2 separate regions of the Homo sapiens genome follow, and region 2 is linked to region 1. Evidence: read pairs that join two places in POLR2A ChIA-PET (ENCODE). Cell type or tissue: A673. All regions are shown on one strand. Links, peaks and the distances in the headings refer to the core of each region. The heading gives the core; the rest is flanking DNA.

Evidence for each region. Peaks named below come from ENCODE experiments on the same cell type or tissue, not always from the same donor. Only the 100,000 strongest peaks of a DNase experiment are listed, where the experiment ranks them.
Region 2: POLR2A ChIA-PET joins it to region 1 with 12 read pairs; 2 of 35 experiments call an interaction of 5 or more read pairs at or near these places.

What each region holds. Positions count from the first base shown.
Region 1 is chr6:118,786,418-118,795,542 of GRCh38, forward strand. No RefSeq gene overlaps it. Among named protein-coding and RNA genes, the nearest start is that of ASF1A, 100 kb to the right of the region's middle. In A673, for the core only: no CTCF peak of the experiment used is centred there; a DNase peak (open chromatin) is centred at 1,844.
Region 2 is chr6:118,343,172-118,353,517 of GRCh38, forward strand. No RefSeq gene overlaps it. Among named protein-coding and RNA genes, the nearest start is that of PLN, 200 kb to the right of the region's middle. In A673, for the core only: no CTCF peak of the experiment used is centred there; no DNase peak of the experiment used is centred there.

The DNA.
Region 1 (9,125 bases), core at 413-2,912:
CCATTCACCACTGAAGCGCTGTGATTAGGTACAGGCAGCAGCTTTCAAACTAGCATATAACACAGCAATAATAGGCTTTCCCTATAGTCTCTGGCAAACATAGGAGCTGTTATTTAAGATTTGATGGGGGTTTATCAACTTCTTGATTAAAGAAATAAAAACTTTAAGGCATCTTCTCTAATCGCAGTGCTTTCTTTTGAATTCTGCCTCTGGCTGTGTCTTACTTGGTTGGAAAGCAATTGTCTGTGGTGTTTCAACACACCTGATGCAGACTGCCTTTTCCAAGATATTTGTATACAAAACAACAGTGGAAGATAGGCAGAGGGCAGGTCTGTTTCCTTGCAGGGATAATAAAGATAATGTCCCTCTCCAGGAGAAAGATTGGGCAGGCTTGTTAATAGTCCCCTTGGAAGACTGGGAATATCTTAAGCTCCAGGTTCCTTGGCTGTGACATAATGCACTGCGTGCACAGCAGCCACCTGGGCCCACCTCTGCATCACCCCCATGGGACTTGGGGCTCCCAGGGAACCCATGGGAACACGAAGCTCACGCTGCCAGCTGTGCTGTCATGAGGTCTTTTGTTGCTGACTGGGAGTCTCATGTCTTCTGCTAGCATCAATGGAGCTGCGACTGGCTCACTTGTGAGCTTCCAAGCAGGGCAAAAATCTCAGATCCTTCATAGTTGTTGACATTGTTCTCTCTTATCATCCTTTTGGCTCATTATTTGATTTAAATGTTGAGGAAGATTAGAGAGAAGTTGTGATAAAGATAAAGGCACATCATGTGGCTAATGTGAGATTAATGCTGTTCTCTTCAGGGTCCTGCCAGCTTCCTGGTTATCTTTACTTTTCCCCTGCCCCCCATCTGAGCAAGCATCAAGTCAGTGCATTGCAGACACAAACCTAGTTATCATTAGTGCTAGCTTCTGGCCAGGTGTGTTGGCTCACGCCTGTAATCGCAGCACTTTGGGAGGTTAAGGAGGGAGGACTGCTTCAGCTCAGGAGTTCGAGACCAGCCTGGGCAACATAGTGAGACCCCCATCTCTACAAAAATTTTAAAAAATTATCCAGGCATGGTGGTGTGAATGAATGTATGGTCCTAGCTACTCAGAAGACTGAGTTCGGAGGACCACTTGAGCTCTGGAGGTCGAGGCTAAAGTGAGCTGTGATTGCACCACTGCACCCCAGCCTAGATGACAGAGCCAGACCCTGTCTCAATAATAATAATTGTTCTGCCATGTACTGAGTGCCTGGTATCAGCCATTCCTCATTCCATGATCTCTGTTTCTTCCAATAGTTTTGAAAGCTTAGTATTATTACCAACCTGAAGCTAGGAAGGGCTAAGAAACTTTGCCATATCACAGAGCCTCATGATGCGGCAGGATTCTTACGTGTATTTATCTCGTAGCAAAGCTCATGTTCCTTCCACTGCAACCTCATGCTACCTCAGCTATTAGAAGAGGATTTCAGAGGAAAACAAGGAACATGTTAATGGTGATGTTGGCTGGTTTGCATAGCTTCCTCTCCCCAGTGCCTACACCTACCCCATTTCCTGATTTGCTGCCCTATTTTACTTGACCCCATTACTTCCAATCCACAGCTGTTCCTCAACCCTTTTCCCATTAGCATCTCTTCTTTTTATTATTTTTTAAAAGTTAGCATCTCTTCTTAAATGCAGAGATATTCATAGTATTTTTTCACAGCTGATTAGAAATCTGTGCATGAGGAGATGGGCTAAGAGATACAGGGTTATGCATGATGTAAGAGAATAATGACAGGAAGCACATGATGAACTGGCACTCAGCAGCAGTGAGAGAGTAATCCATGACCTCAGCTTCCAGCCCGTGGGGCTTCATACATGTCCACCGGAAACCTAAGTTAGGAGTGCACTCTCCAAGTCTTCCCCATGGGGGCTCATTTGAGGGATGGCTGCCATCCAGCCTATATTTCCAGGAAATGGGACTTCGATTACTTGTAGTGTTAACTTTAAAGGAAAGAGATTTTGATGATTCTTTAAAGGGAAAGGACATTTGAAGAAATGTTGAATGAAAATATAGAACAATCCACAACTCGGCTGGGCGCGATGGCTCACACCTGTAATCCCAGAACTTTGGGAGGCTGAGGCGAGCAGATCACAAGGCCAGGAGATCAAGACCAGCCTGGCCAACATGCTGAAACCCCATCTCTACTGAAAATACAAAAATTAGCCAGGTGTGGTGACATGTACCTGTAGTGCCAGCTACTCAGGAGGCTGAGGCAGGAGAATCACTTGAACCCGGGAGGCAGAGGTTGCAGTGAGCCAAGATTGCACCACGGCACTCCAGCCTGGTGACAGAACAAGACTCCATCTCAAAAAAAAAAAAAAAAAGAAAAAGAAAAAAAAAAAGAGAGAGAGAAGAAAAATTGACAACTCACTTTCATTTCCAGTCGCGTGGCCCTTGCTGCCACATGTGCACCAGCTATGAAATTCCCTGTGGTCTGTGAGCAGGTGGTGGAACACCTGCTAAATGAGCTACTCACTTACACATATCCAAGCACCTCTATTTTCCCACAATTCACCAAACCCCTCGGCCCTGTTGGTGCCTTGGGTTGTGGAAGATTTGAAAACAAAAGTGTATTTACAAATTCATCCTCACCATTACATGGTATAATACTATATTTTCCCAGCAGAATTTTTATTCATTGCTGCCTTCAAGAGTGTAGGCACATGCTAAAATATATGAGTTCAATAGCTTAATGTTGGTTTCGTCTATCATTAGAGCTGAGTTGGTAAAAATTATATAGTTGAGAAGCCATTTGGAAAGGCAGAGATGCAAGAAGACCAGAGTCAGAGGAAAGGGTAGAGAATGGAAAATATCGGTTCATGAAATGACGGAATTGATCCAAGTCACTGTGGCTAATCAAGAAGGCCCAGTGAAGGGTGAGAAATCTGCAAATCTTCCTTTACTGGTGTATTTCTTCTTATTCAGCTGACCTCATTCTGTTCAGGTCACATCGCCCAGGCCTCTTGAACTGTACAGGAGGGAAATAAAGAGACCAGTGATGAGACCAAGGGAAGGAACTGGGCTTGGCCTTGGAGAGTGCACCCACAGAGGTTCCCAAAAGGAAAGAAGACACAGTTTACAGTTTTCAATCTGTTTACTAGCAGTCTCTGGCATCTTCTACACACAGTCAAACCAACCACAGCTTGCCCTCCCGTCAGCCCAGGCAGCTGCGGACCGCTTTCTGATTGATGTGAATCCTCCTCACTGCACGTCTCCTCATTCTTACTGATTTGGCCAAGCCATACTGCGGTTTTATTGACAGACAAGATTCATTATCCAAAAGCATCAGGTTTGTGTTGGTTTGGTGGCTTGTAGAACAAGGTTTACTTCTTGTTGATGTGATTTTGGTGTTTTTGTTTTTGGTGTGAAAAATGTGACAGGTTTTTTTTTTTTTTTTTTTTTTTGTTTTTTTTTTTGAGACAGAGTCTGGCTGGGTTGCCCAGGCTGGAGTGCAGTGGCACAATCTCGGCTTACTGCAACCTCTGCCTCCTGGATTCAAGCAATTCTCTGCCCATCCTTTTCTTTCCATTCATTTATTGAAAGTTGGATTGAGTGCCAGCCACTGTCTATTGTCTCTAAAAATGTTAAAATTCCCCTACATCATGTCGATCCTATGTTAGTCTACACAGTATGTTTAGCCCCTCTGAGCTCATAAGAAATGAGCTGGTAAAATGAGAGCACGAGCTCCTGGGTATAGAGAGAAAGGAGACTAAAACGTCTGTGAAAATGAAACATTTAATTAAGCTGACTGATTTTAAACTTTTTCAAACATGAAACATATGGCTCTATAAAGCATGGAACAGGAAGCCAAAAAGTGACAAGCTGGTCAAAGTTTGATTTTCTTTCAAATCTACAAACAAGGCATTTAAATGTTAAAATGATTCAGACCCACGACTGGGATGTTCCCTAATTTATTTTTCTCTTTAAATGGTCAGAATACAGGCCAAGTATGGTGGCTCACTCCTGTAATCCCAGAATTTTGGGAGGCTGAGGCAGGCAGATCACTTGAGGCCAGGAGTTCAAGACCAGCCTGACCAACATATGGAAACCCCATCTCTACTAAAAATACAAAATATTAGCTGGGTGTGGTGGCACAAGCCTGTAGTCCCAGCTACGCGGGAGGCTGAAGCAGGAGAATCACTTGAACCTGGGAGGGTGCACTGAGCCAAGATGGCACCACTGCCCTCCAGCCTGGGTGACAGAGTCAGAATGTCTCAAAAAAATAAAATAAAAGGCCAGAATACAGACCTCTTCAGGGCCTCAGGCCATAAGCACTTTCAGAATCCTAAACACAATAAAGCCTCCAGAGCCAGCACTTCACCACCTTGCATGTAGAAGGTACTAAACACACGAGTTGAAATTTATTTAAAAAAAAATGCTGGACATTGTTTTTCCCTGGAATACATGATCACACTTTTTAAGACTCTCTGAATTGCCTATAATTACCGGAAGGCCTCATGTTTCACACTAATAATTCCAGCATTAGTGGGAAGCTCAGAAGACATAAGGAAAGACAGAATTCATTATTAATGAAAGTACTGCCGCCCTCGGAGGAAACATGTGTGTCTAATGCCCAACTGACTTCATCTTTTCGTCAATAAGTCCATGCTCTCTCATCATTGATGGCATCTATTGGTCGGCTCACTGGAGAGGACCACAGCTAATTAACAAACACACTTTGGCCTTAATGAAGCTGCTGTTTCCGGTCTATGATACTACTTCAAGGGTACTACATCAATATAAATTCAGACTTTTCCTGCTTTCTTGATTTTACTCTTATTATAGAACTAAATTCCGATTATTTCTTTTAAAAGATGATTCAATTAAGCTCCCCATATCTAATGAAATGCACACATTCTCACATATTTTATATTTTAACATGAGATGAATTCACTTAAAAGAGTAATTTGTTTTTTGCCTCCTCCTCCTGCTTCTTCTTAACTGGGGGTCTGTGAATGAATTCGTTTTCTAGGCCTGCCATAATAAAGTACTACAGCCTGGGAAGCTTCACCTCCAGAAATTCATTTTCTCACGGGCTGGGACGCTAGAAGTCTGAGATCAAGGTGTTGGCAGGGATCACTCCTTTTGAGGGCTGCGAGGGAAAGAGCTGCTCTAGGCCCCTCGCCTTGGCTTACAATTGCTGTCTTCTTCCTGTGTCTTCGCATTGTGTATTAGTCTGTTCTCACATGCCTAATAAAGACATACCCAAGACTGGGTGATTATAAAGGAAAGAGGTTTAATTGACTCACAGTTTCACATTGCTGGGGAGGCCTCACAATCACGGCAGAGGGCAAGGAGGAGCAAGTTACATCTTACTTGGCAGCAGGGAACAGAGAACTTGTGCAGGGGAGCTCCTCTTTATAAAACCATCACATCTCATAAGACTTATTCACCATCAAGAGAACAGCACAGGAAAGACCGCCCCCATGATTCAATTACCTCCCACTGGGTCCATCCCACATCACATGGGAATTGTGGGAGCTACAGTTCAAGGTGAGATTTGGGTGGGGACACAGCCAAACCATACCACATAGTCTTTCCTCTGTAGGTGTCTGTGCCAAATCTCCTATTCTCATAAAGACACCAGTCATATTAGATCAGGGCCCACCCTAATGACCTCACTTTAATTCCTCTGTAAAGACCCTATCTCCAAATGCAGTCACATTCTGAGGTACTGGGGGTTAGGACTTCAATGTATTAATTTAGGGAAGTGGCGGGGAAGGAGGGAGTTGTTAGACCATTCTTGCATTGCTATAAAGGAATACATGAGGCTGGGTAATTTATAAAGAAAAGAGAGTTAATTGGCTCACAGTTCTGCGGGCTGTTTAGGAAGCATGGCACAGGCATCTGCTTGGCTTCTGGGGAAGCCTCAGGGAGCTTTCATTCATGGCAGAGGTGAAGCAGCATGCCACATGGGGAGAGCAAGGGGAGGGAGGAGCCACACGCTTTTCAACAATCAGATCTCATGATAACTCACCATCGTGGGGACAGCACCAAGCCACAAGGAATCTGCCCCCATGACCCAAACACCTTCCACCAGGCCCCACCTCCAACACTGGGGATTACAATCCAACATGAGATCTGGGTGGGACAAACATCCCAACTATAGCAGGGGGACAAAATTCATTGCATAATGATGAAGAGGAGGTGAGATTTCCAAGGAGAGACAATGGAATGCATCGTTAGGGGCACCTTCTCTGGAGTCAGATCATATGTGTCAGACCCTAACCCGCTTCTCACCTATGTAATCTTGGGCAAGTTTTCTTTTCTGCCCTTCGGTTCCCCTTTCTTTAAAATGGGTTCATAATGATACCTTCTGCAGGGAGCTTTTGTGAAGATCAAATAAATGCTTTTTACACGAAAGCCCTCTGTTTATTACAATAATTTCAAGCTTTTCCCTTAAAATGCTTAAAGGGTGCTTATGCATTCCCCTCATAAGGGAAGTGAATAGTGTGTTGACACGCCATAAAAATGTAAAACGTATCTTTATATGTGTGGTGAGGTGAATTGAGATGTCTATTTTAAAATTGTATTTTATAATCACAATTTTCTTTTTTTCTTTTTTGGTGAGACAGAGATTTACTCTTGTTGCCCAGGCTGGAGTGCAATGGCGTGATCTCGGCTCACCGCATCCTCTGCCTCCCAGTTTCAAGCGATTCTCCTGCCTCAGCCTCCCAAGTAGCTGGGATTACAGGCATGTGTCACCAAGCCCGGCTAATTTTGTATTTTTAGTAGAGACAGGGTTTCACCATGTTGCCCAGGCTGATCTTGAACTCCTGACCTCAGGTAATCCGCCCGCCTCGGCCTCCCAAAGTGTTGGGATTACAGGTGTGAGCCATTGCGCCCGGCCCATAATTTTCTTTTATACTCAAAACTTATAATACCCCTTGTGTTAGGGCATGAAATGGATTGTGGGCCATACGTGGCAGATTTCAGTCGAGACTCTACCCTGCCAGCCTTCTCAGCCAACCCCTACCTCTTCTCCCCCATCTGAACCAGAGGCAGCTTTCAATTGTGGGCCTAGTTCTTTCTGAGCAAACCTGGTCCAAGATCAGGTTCTCCAAATTCAGATGCCTGCCTTTATTTTTACAATGAAAACCTAATTCTGGACCAGCGTTATTCTGTACTGGTATATACTAGTAGCTGAGTATTTCTGGAGAAAATCTGATAATCATGTAGGCAGTTTCCATAAAGATATCACAGCATTTAGCCTCTCCTGAGCCCTCTGCACCACTGAATCTTTCTTCATATCCCTGGTCCACACCACATCCCAGACTCATAGGCAGCTCTTCCCAATCTCGACCTCTGCACACAAGCCCTGTACTCAGAGCCTACTACTCATGACAACTCCCTTATCCTTCACCAGGAACATGGTGGTTCTAGCAGCACAAAACTGCTTAATCCCACACACGCTGTAATGGTTAATACTGAGCGTCAACCTGATTGGATTCAAGGATACAAAGTTTTTATCCTGGGCGTGTCTGTGAGGGTGTTGCCAAAGGAGATTAACATTTGAGTCAGTGGGCTAGGAAAGGCAGACCCATCCTTAATCTGGGTGAGCACAATCTAATCAGCTGCTAGCATGGCTAGAATAAAAAGCAGGCAGAAAAATGTGAAGAGAGAGACTGGTCTAGCTTCCCAGCGTACATCTTTCTCCCGTGCTGGATGCCCCCTGCCCTAGAACACTGGACTCCGTGTTCTTCAGTGTTGGGACTCAGACTGGCTCTCCTTGCTCCTCAGCCTGCAGATGGCCTATTGTGGGACCTTGTGATCATGTGAGTTAATACTTAATAAACTCCCCTTTATTTTTATATATATATATATATATATATATTCCATTAGTTCTGTCCCTCTAAAGAACCCTGACCAATACACACACCATGCTGAATCTCTCCTTCAGGCCTTTGCTCTTGCACAGGGAAATACCTCCTCTTTCTCTGGGCTCCTCTGCTTTTGTCTAATATACTTTTACACTTCTTTCAAGACTCAACTCAAGCATCACGTCCCTCTCTCCAAAGCCTTGCTCATTCAGTGTCTGCTATAGTTTGAATGTTTATGTCTCTCCAAAATTCATGTTGAAACCTAGTACCCAATGTGATAGTATTCAGAGGTGAGACCTTTTGGGAAGTGATTAAGTTACGAAAGCTCTGCCCTCACAAATGGGATTAATGTCCTTATAAAGGAGGCTTCAGAGAGCTGCCTGGCACTTTCTCCCCTTCCACTCTCTGCCACATGAGGACACAGCATTTGTTCCTTTCTCCATATGAAGAGGCAGGAAGAAGGTGCCATTTTGGAAGCAGCAAGCAAGCCCTCTCTAGACACTGAATCTGCTGGAGCCTTGATCTTGGACTTCCCAGGCTCCAGAACTATGAGAAATACATTTCAATTATTTATAAATTACCCAGTCTGTGAATGCTTTGGTATAGCAGCAAGAACAAACTAGAAAACATCTCTGTCTTAGCTAAACAGGTATGTATTCCTCCTTGGTGACCCCATCATACCCTCCACACATCTCTAGCACTTTTTCTAATGGAATTGCTATATCATTGATTCATCTCTCCTAACACACTGAGTTCCCTGGGGGCAGAAGCCTCATGTGTTCATTTCTGAACCTCACTGTCCGGCGTAGTACATGCTAACATAGTAGATGCTTCAAGGGGCTTGTCTTCTCCCCAATTATATAGACTACTGAAGTCATTTGTGTGCCCAGCTCCTGAAGAACAAGGCACCAAAGTCATAATAATTTTTGATTTCATCTCCAACAGGATTCTTGGTGTCAAGGAACAAAACCCATCTGTGTTGATTTGAGTATAAAAGGATTTTGCTAAAAGCAATTTGGTAGCTCATTGAATCGGTAAGAAGATCAGAAAGTTGGACTTGACCAGGAGTGACAGCTCACACCTGTAATCCCAGCACTTTGGGAGGTTGAGGTGGGCGGATCACCTGAGGTCAGGAGTTCACGACCAGCCTGGCCAACATGGCAAAACCTTGTCTCTACTAAAAATACGAAAATTAGCCGGGCACGGTGGCGCGCACCTGTAGTCCCAGCTACTCAGGAGGCTGAGGCGGGAGAATTGCTTGA
Region 2 (10,346 bases), core at 4,608-7,107, 440 kb before region 1:
TCTTCATGGCTAGAGAGGCCTCAGAAAACTTACAATCATGGTGGAAGGGGAAGCAAACACGTCCTTCTTCACATGATGGCAGGAAGGAGAAGTGCGAAGAAAAAGGGGGAAAAGCCCCTTATAAAACCATCAGATCTCATGAGAACTCACTCACTATCATGAGAATAGCAGCATGGTAACCACCCCCATGATTCAGTTACCTCCCACCAGGTCCCTCCTATGACGCATGGGGATTCTGGGAACTACAATTCAAGATGAGATTTGGGTGGGGACACAGCCAAACCATATCACCTAGAAACCTTCCAATAAATTATTTTTCCTTAAGCTAACAAGAGCCACTTTCTCTTGCTTCATGTTTTCTCTGATCTCCCAGAGTTTACCTTCAAGAGGAATTTAAAACACTTTAGCAAGAAGCAGCAAAACATGGTTGCTAAGTATTCTAAGAGAGAGAAGTGGAGTGAATGGACCATGTGAGTATGGGATCTAAGCCCATAGGTTGGGAATAAAAGTTGAGGAGAAGCAGGAATTAGGTGGGCATCAAGGGGAGCCAAATATTCTAGACACAGGCATGAGTTTGACAGCCCCGAGCCAAAAGAAAGCAAGACATGTTTGAGTAAATGAAAGCAGCTCAAAATGATTAACACATGTAAGTATATGAGAATGGGGATTCATGATAATAATGACTCATGTATTGAGAGTTTATGTTCCAGGCACTATTCTAGGTCATTAGAGGCAATAACTGATTTAGTTCTCACAATATTCCAGTGAAGTAGGTAACATTGTTGGGAGACATATCTCCCCGGGTCTCTTGAATTTCTGCACATCTTATGAGCAGAGGCACTGACAGTTTATGTTCCAGACTGGTATTTTTAAGGATTGCAAACAGCTTTCAAAGATAGAGATTATGTCTCTCCCAGAGCAGAGGGCAGATTTGTTCACTGTTATAATAAAGATACTATTTCATGCTGAGGCAAAGTTCAGGTGGATTTGCTCACAGCCCAGTTAAAAAGAGCTAGAATTCCTAAGCTCAGGGTTTGTTAGCTGTGATGCAACCCACTGTGTGTACAGCATCCAACTGGACTTGCCAGGATACGAACGCTTGTGAATGTGCTCTGGAGCTTATAGTCTTAACCACAGCAGTGAGACTAAAGAAGCAAAATGGAGATAAATCACACAGGGCCTTGTAAGTCCTGTTATACAATTTACATTTTATCCTAAGAGTAATAAAGAATCTACTAGTTTGAGTGGGTTAGCTGCTGTAACAATTAGACTTCAATATGTACATTGGCTGAAACTCAACAGAAAATCATTTCTTGCTCACGTAATAGTTTGAAGCAGAAGATTCAAACTATTACATTCAAACTGTCGGTGGGCAGTCCTCTTCTTAACGATGACTCAAGAACTCAGGCTTCTTCTGTCGTGTTGCTCCATCAACCCTTAGGGTCTTATCTTTTTCCAGCCAGAAGAGATAAGAAGACAGCATAGAAAACTACATTTATTTCTTAAAATCCATGGCTTGTAAGTGACCTACACTATTTTTGTTAACATTCCATTGTCAAGAGCTTCATCACATGGTCACACCCAGAAATAAGAATGGTCTGTCAAATGTAGTTGCAGCTTTCTGAAGATAACTCTATCCTACGGAAGGGGAACATATATTTTGGGGGACAGCTAGCCATCTGTGCCACAGGGAGCCACTCAAAGATTTAAACAAGTGGGATAACACATTTATACTGCAAATTACTGGCTGCAATATGGATATTTTTTGGAGCGAATAAGACAGGAGATGGGGGGGAAAAAACAGGGATTTATTGTAGTAATCTAGATAAGACACTAGACCAAACCAGACAAGAGAAAATAAACAGGAAAGAGGAAAGTAGACGAAGTCAAGAAATATTGAAGAGGTGAATTCTACAGGATGCTCTCTCCACTAAAGTACAACCATCCTCCTACCTAACCACTTATTTGCAGGCCTGTTTTGACCCTGTCCCTGATTCTATTTCTGTGTTTGTATTTGCAACACAATAATGAATGTTAAATGGGGTTGGAGGGGAGAGATAAAACTAACATTTTTAAAAATTCAAAATGAAGACTTTCAGGCAGGCTCACATCCTGACTTTCAGAGACACATACCAGATCCAGGGTTCCCTGCTCTACATGGCCCACTGCAGAAGGAACAGTGGAGCGGGGTATAACAAATAATTCATGTTTGAATAATCTATGCTTATTTAAGAAATATGTGTGTGTTGGTGTGTGTGAGGGCATGTGTTCTAGTTTCTAGTCTTCATAATAAAGACAATAGATAAGGATTTGGCAATGGCATATACTATATTTATATAATGATATAAAATGGAGTTTGGGTTCCCCAGAAAGCAACTCTGTGATGGAGATTGGCACACAGGAATTTTACGGGGGTGGGATTGCTCTCAGAGTCATCACTTGTAGAGGCACAAAAGGATTATTGCTTAGAGGAAGAAGTTGATCTAGGATACAATAGCAATTAGAGCCTCCGCTGATACTACACAGAGGTTGGATGGCCTTCAGAATTGTCCCCAACTGGGGCAAGGGCATTTGTATTCTTGAGTGAATCAGTCATATTGGGTGTGGACTGCCCTCAGGAAAAGGGCATGACCTTGGGCAAGAAATCTCTCTTTAGCCTGAGGGAAAGTCCTGGAGAAGAACTGAGCTAAGAGCTATCAGCTGCCAACGTTCCCAGAAGGTGGGGGAATAAACACCTGAGTTCTGGAAAGAAGAGCTCAGAACAGCCTACCTCAGTGTCTCCTATACAGGTACTTGCCGACTGACTCTGGCCTTGACCCCTGCCACACACATGCATGCATACACCACACACACATGCACACCCACATGCATACACACTTTGGTAATATGCAAGTGTTTCTAGAAATAAGATAATGTACTGTAACACAGGACTCATTTAACTAATATTTTACTGGAGTACATATTTCTTATCTCTCCTTTCATCTCATCCTAAAGAAATATGATATCCTTGGGGCAGATTTTAGTTTATCCCAAAATTAACAATATAATCCCCTCTCAGACCTCTCTCTAGTGTAGAATATGCAGTCAGGTATTAGAAAGAAACAGAGCTGGGGCTAAATCTTAATTCTGTAACATACAGTTGTGTGGTGATATACAAACCATTTAACCTCTATCACTCTTAATTTCATCATCTGTAATGCAGGGAAAATTAAAGCACTTTAGTGTTGTGAGGATAAAATGAGATAATGCAAGTAAAGCGTTTAGCATTGTCCTGGCACATAGAAAGCTTACAACAAGTGATACTATGATTAATACAGCATGGATTTAAATATACAGTGGGTCAAATCATGGCTGTTAGTAGAATAAGATCCAGCAAGGTTCTCCAAGAACAGAGGTAGCGAACATATTCCTGAAAGCTGCCTGTAGAGGAAGTCCAGTCATTTTGTTTCATCACTACAAATTCTCTGTTCCTCAGAGGCTTGCTCCGTATGAATCCTTGCTAACCTATGTATGGATGAATAAAGGTGAGATTTCAAAACACGATTGTATCTAGTCTTAGTCACAAAAAGCCTTACTCTAAACCCTGAGTAAGGTTGTGGTAAGAAACACAGGGCACCCCATTATCGTTAGTAACCACCAACAAAGGCTTTATTCAGGCATCACTTCCTGGCCTGGATTTTGGGTCCTTATTTCACCCTTCTGTGTCGATTTCCTTTTGTAAACCAGTTTTTAGGCTTCTCAGCTTCACTGTTTATAGCTATAAGAAACATTCACCAACTGTCTATGCAGGGAGCTCTTTGTGAATCTGGGACTGTTTCCTGTGCACACAAGTAGATGACATTTCCCAGCATCCCTTGCAGTCTGTGTGACCAGTTGACAAGTTCTAGCCAATGAAACATGAGCAGAAGCGGGGTATGCCATGACCAAGCAGGGTGACTAGCTGTCCCTATTTACCCAGGACTGAGGGGTTCCCCTGGATATGGAACTTTCTGTTCTAAAAGCAGTATATACAAAAGTTCCCTTTCCTGGCCAAAAATAAAAATAAAACCAGTATAATTTGAAGAAAATCAGGTTGAGTTGGTAACCCTAGTTCCTGGCCTAGCCCACAAAACTTCCTGCACATCACATCACTGCCATGTTTTTTCTCCTTTCAGTTGCTTAAACAGCCATCACAAACAGCAAGCTCGGAAGCTGTATTTTGAAGACAGCAGAGGCCCTTGTCAACCTACCCACAAGAAGAAGCCACCTTACTGTCACCCCATTGACTTGGAACATCCACTATGTGGAAAAGATACTTCTATTGTACTTAAGTCACCACAGCCTGGGCCTATTTTCACAGCACTTTAGCCTGTCCTGACTAATGCGCAGGCACTCTATAAACAGAGCTAAGACGCAGACTTTACAAACTTGAATAACACAAAGGCAGGCACACCTGAAATACATGCGCTAACTCTTGGGGAAAGTTTTTACAAGGAGAATCGAATTTCAAGAGAAATGAGAGGCAAGGAAGGAGAGGCTAACCCTCATTTTACCCAGCTCAAGTCCACCATGAGAAATTCCCAAATCTCCTCTCAGGGATTAATATTACTTTAATAAAATATATCACACACTTCAACCTTGCAGGCTGCTGTAGCAAACAGAGCAGGGATTAGAAGTCAGAATAAATAGGTTCACACCAACTGCAGCAGGTAGCAGCTGAGTGGTGGTTGTAAGTCAGTAACCTCTCTAGACCTCAGATTCCTCATCTTGGATATGAAGGTTTATTCTACTCTCTGATCAAGCATCTTCTATAAGCCAGTCCTGTGCCAGCTACTAGAGATACGAAGATAAGATATGATAAAGTCTCTCAAATAGAAAACAGGCTAGCAATGTCTTAAAGTGAAGTAAGGCTTTTGGTCACCTGGGACCAAAGCAAGAGGAAAAGAAGAGGGAGAGTTTTAAGTCCTCTCTCTCTTTTTTTGTGAGACTGGGTCTCACTCTGTCTGCCCACGCTGAGTGCGGTGGTGTGATCATGGCTCACTGCAGCCTCAACCTCCTGGGCAAAAGCAATCCTCCTGCCTCAGTCTCCTTAGTAGCTGGGACCACAGGTGCATTCCACCAGGCCTGGCTAATTAAAAAAAAAAAAAATTTTAGAGATGAGGTCTTGCCGTGTTGCCCAGGCTGGTCTGGAATTCCTGGATGCAAGTGATCCTCCTGCCTTTGCCTCCCAAAGTGCTAGAATTTTATGGGCGTAAGCCACTGTGCCTGGCCAGGTCTTCTCTTTATATTACTAAGTAGACCATGGCAATGAATAACTTTGCCAGGCTCTGGGATCTGTAAAGTGAAGAGCAAGGAGCAGAATCCAAGATGCAAGGAGTCTTATGAGCAGTAGGAAGTGAGATTTCCTCAGTCAGCAACCATTCAAACATTTATTCACTGCCTCCCAGTTGCTAGGCTTGTGCTATCCTCTGGATTCAAGGATGAGGAAGACACCTCCCCCTAGTTCTTCCTTGTTCAGTGGGGCAGCAAATAAATACACACTAAAAAACTAAGCAATGGGTGTCATGACCAAGGGGACACAGAGCGGGGCTTCTTATGTGGAATTGTGGGGCTTAGAGAAGGCTTCCCAAGGAGCTAAGCCATGAAGCACAAGTATGTGTTAGCCAGATGGAGGGAAGAGGGGAAGTGTTGGAAATAAGAGGGAACATGGTGACTTGGCCGAAGGGAGAGTAAGAGTGTGGAACAAGGAATGGTGCCAACGTGGATGCAGGAGCCAGAGGAAGAAAAGACCTGTCTTCCTCTTTTCTTCTCTCTCTTCCTCCTTCTCATCCTCCCTCTCTCTCTCCCTCCCTTCCTCCATCCCTCTCTCCCTCTCTTCCTTCTGTTTTTCTTTCAATGTTAAGGAGTTCGCACTTTATCCTTAAAGTTGTCAAAAGCCATGAAAGTTGTTTCAGCAGAGGTCTGAAATGTAGGAACGCCCTGACAGCAAGGAGGTGCAAGGATTAGACAGGAAGGAGGACCACTTAGTGGGGTCTGCGATCATCCAACCAGCTGGGAAATGACAAAGGCCTGAATCAAGGCAGTGACAGGTGAGAAGAGGAGCTTACGGCTATGAAGGTTTTCTGGGAGGCAGAATTTACAGGAGCTGGGGACTGTTTGCACCTGGGGCGTGTGTTGAATAGAACCTTGGAGGCAAGAGGCTTGGCTTATCCAGGGAGTCAGAGGTAAATAGCAAACTTCAGACATCAAAGGGCACAGTTAGATTGAAAAGTGAGTGAAAGTTGACTCTGTCTAAGGCTGTGAAGACATAAGGGACGACCTGGTAATACCCTTTAGTCAGGACAATAGAGAGCCCCAGATGACCTCAGGGAGGGCGGCTGCCTCTTGGGGGTGAAGTTGGGGAGTGAAAATTCTCAGTGGAAAAAAGGTTGCATAGCTCATCCACTAATGCAAAAGCTTGGCAATGTTTTAGCTTTTGGAAAAAATACAAAATGGCCCCGGTTCACTCAAATACACAAGACCCACTCTAGCTAATAGCCACGTTCTTGGGCTGTGATTTGACTAAGTAGTTTAAAAGATAGTTTATTTAATGTGGAGTCCTTTCGCTTTTAGGGTTCAGTATGTTTGAAACTGCTGTTTCTTTTCAAAGTTTCACAGCATCTCCAACTGTTTATAATTGGAAATTAAAATAAAAAACTGGAAAGGACAAAGAATTCATTTAACTAAAAAGGAAAAAAAAAGTTTGCTGTGTCTTAGGTGTTAGCCTTCCATGTGGACTAAACTGCTACCCTTTAATTTTCATGGTGTTCAGAAATTACAAGGATGTGGCCTGCAGTAGAAATTCAACAAAGTAATTGAATTAGAGAATTTAACTTGTCATTTGTGGTTATTCAAAAACCAGAGGATGTATTTCTCCAAGAAACCTGTCCTGGGGAGGTTTCTAGCCTATAGAAATGTGCTTTCTGGAAATTCAGAGAGAGTCTTAAAGACGTAAAAGTCAAATTACTGTTAACAGGAGAGAAGGCTGAAGCTGCTCCTAGCCAGCATGCCAAGCAAGGGTCAAAGGAGCAGCCAATGGCCGTGCCCAGACACTGTCTGCCCTAGGCCAGCATGGCCCCTCCCAGGACTAACATGGCGAGCCCCAGCAGAGAAGAAGCAGGGAGCAGGGGATAAGAGGGCAGGCTCTGCAGTCAGGCACATCCGGGTTTGAGACCTTCTTCTGCCACTTCCTAACCTGTCAGCTTGGCCATATTCCCCAACCTCTCTAGACATCAGTAGAACTTACTCTTCATCTATCAAAATGGAGCTAATGCTTCTTTCTTGGGGGAAAAAAAAACAACCTCAGTCCACCAATGTAAGTGACACACATGCTATCCTCTCTCAGGCTAGAAGCAATTTGGCTTAATTATATCTACTATTTACAGATACCATTTACATACCAAATTCTGCCAAAGATGCCAGGCATGGTGGCTCACGCCTATAATCCCAGTACTTTGGGAGGCCGAGACAGGTGGATCACCTAAGGTCAGGAGTTCGAGACCAGCCTGGCCAACATGGTAAAACCCCATCTCTACTAAAAATACAAAAAATTAACCAGGCTTAACCAGGCGTGGTGGTACATGCCTGTTATCCCAGCTACTCAGGAGGCTGAGGCAGGAGAATTGCTTGAACCTGGGAGGCAGAGATTACAGTGAGCCGAGATCATGCCACTGCACTCCAGCCTCGGTGACAGAGTGAGAATCTGTCTCAAAAAAAGAAAAAATAAATTCTACCAAAGAGAAGATTTTTATCTTTCAACAGGTGGGAGGCCCTTGGGTATTCTAATCCTAGTTGATCTACGCTCTGCTGTCACATCAAAACATCACTAAATGAAGTGGAAAATCCTCTGGCGTGTCCTCTTTAAAGTAAGGAGATGGGTTCTAGAGTATAGGAAGGGTTATGACCTCGGGGAGATGCTGTGACGACTACAATTTAGAAACTATATGCTGCATTGTAAATAGGATCATGTGCTTCTCACCAGCTACCATCCAAGATAAAGAGCATGACACAAAGCTTCAGGAACCCACAGGCAGGCATGTTTACACTAGCAAATTATAAGCAGATGAGTTCTGTTTATCTGCGTTTATAAAACTCAGCCTGGCCCAGATACAAAAGCTCATTAGGAATCTACAGTGTGCTCTAAGTTGTACCTGTGTTGCCAGGGTGCCAAAACAAAGGGCTGATTTAATGACCATAAACAATCAACTCAACTTGTTGTTTGACATATACAAAACTATACTGTAGACCATGTTCCAACAAAGCTAGAGTTGGCCAACTGAAGTTTTCTTTTTTCACTTGCCCAGGTATTACACAGACAGTCATGTTCCTAGAGCATATACCTAACAAGCCAAAATATTCAGGTTTAAAATTCAACTTCCCGCTATGCTTTGGATGGACTGTGATCTCAGTGGTCTTTTTCTTTGTGGACCAGCTGCTGATTAGGGCTGTCAGTCACAAAGCATAGGGTGTACTGTAACTAGCTTAAGCAGAAAAGCAATTTCTTGGAGAGTATTAGGTAACTTTTTCCAAAATCCCTAAGAAGACAAAGGGATGGGACTTGGTACTAAGCAGCCAGGAACCGCAGACTTACTGCAGTCCCAGTCCTGGGCACGGGACCCCACTGTCAGCCACCACTGCTGTCTCTGAAAGCTGCTGCCTTTTCATTCCACTCAGACTCCTCCATGGGAAGCAAAACCACACCTCAGCTACTTTCAGAAGAGGAGTGTATGGGTGGGCCAAGTCACATGCCATCATCCTAGTTCAAAAAAGGCTGGTAAGCTGAATTCTAATTCCTACATTGGAGAGGTAGGACTCAAGTGGGAATGCCCCTAAATATAGAATGACTGGTCAAAATGCAGTGGCCAGCCAAAGTATGACATGCGTATCCACAAAACCATAAAGTATATCTTTGTCTTACTTTTCTTGGAAACCATTTGGTTTATAACAAGATCAAAGTTTATAAGGATAAATATAGCAAGGTATCTCCTGGTTTTGAATTGACTTATGACTACAGTATGAACTCTAAATTCAAATAAATGTATATGCCACTAACAATCATTTTCCTAGTAGACTACCCAAAATGGGTCTGATCACCAGAGTTGATGTGGTCTGTGTGGTGCTGTGAAATAAGCAGCTTAAAAATGAAAAAGGTCTTACTCATTAATCTGTGTAATTTTTCACCTGGCTACATCACATGAGACTTTCTTTATAACAGATAAAACAGAAAGCTTCTCTCTTTGCCTAGTAGTTTATATTTCATGAATATCTGCTTCCACTTATATGTCCCTTTTTTCCCCTTAAAAAAACATGTTTTTAAAATTGTGCTTAGAAATCAGACCCAACTGTAAATCAGGGAAACAGCCCTTGTATACATTTACATCTATCAGGTTTCTGGGTTATACTAGTAATAGATGAAATAAAACTGAATCACCTCCCTGCATTCCACTAAAATGCTCATGAATTAAAATATGGCTACTTCAACCTATAAGCCCCCATCAGGCCAAATAGGAAAATGCTAGAGGTATTCTCGTTATAGTCAGGAATGAGAAAGGAACATCAACAATTAAATCATACAATTTTATACTTATATGAAGATAACTACAAAACCTCTCACTATGAAACAAATCAATTCCCTATGTGAAAATTAAAAGATAAGTATAAGCCAAAAAATTGGAAGGTAAAAACTTAATATTTTCTTTTATCTCCAGGTAAATACTTGTTAAACAAAAACAAGGAAATCATAAGGGAAAATAGTAGTACAGTTTATTATAAACAATTTTTAAACAACATTAATATGCCAAAAGTGCCATAAATAAAATTTTAAGTATAATAGCGCAAAGAGAAAATATTTGTAAAATGTGACAGTTCATTTGTATTTTCATCATAAATAATTCTTATAAATAATGGGACAAATAACCTACGAGGAAAATGGGCAAAAGACAAAAAAAAAAAAAAAACATGTCCCAACAGTATATTTTTAAAAATCCATCTTACTAAACCATAAAGAACTGAAGATTAATACAACCAAGTGAGTGCTGTGTTATTTTGTTAGACTGTCAAAGAGTTGTAAATGATAATACTATCATGAAATAAGGATTTATATGTCTCTGATTAATGTGAAAATTCATCAAAGAAATTCAGCAATTTGATTTGAATCTTGAAATAAAATTCATGCCCTTCGACCAAGTGTTAGGCCAAGTGTCAGGTTCCAGCCCAAGCTGAGGACTGAGGGGAGTGGGTAGACCAGTGGCAGGTAGCTGGAAGAATACTCAAGGAATCATAAACAGTTTCAACATGGCTTTTACTCTCTCTGGGTGTGAGCAAGCCCA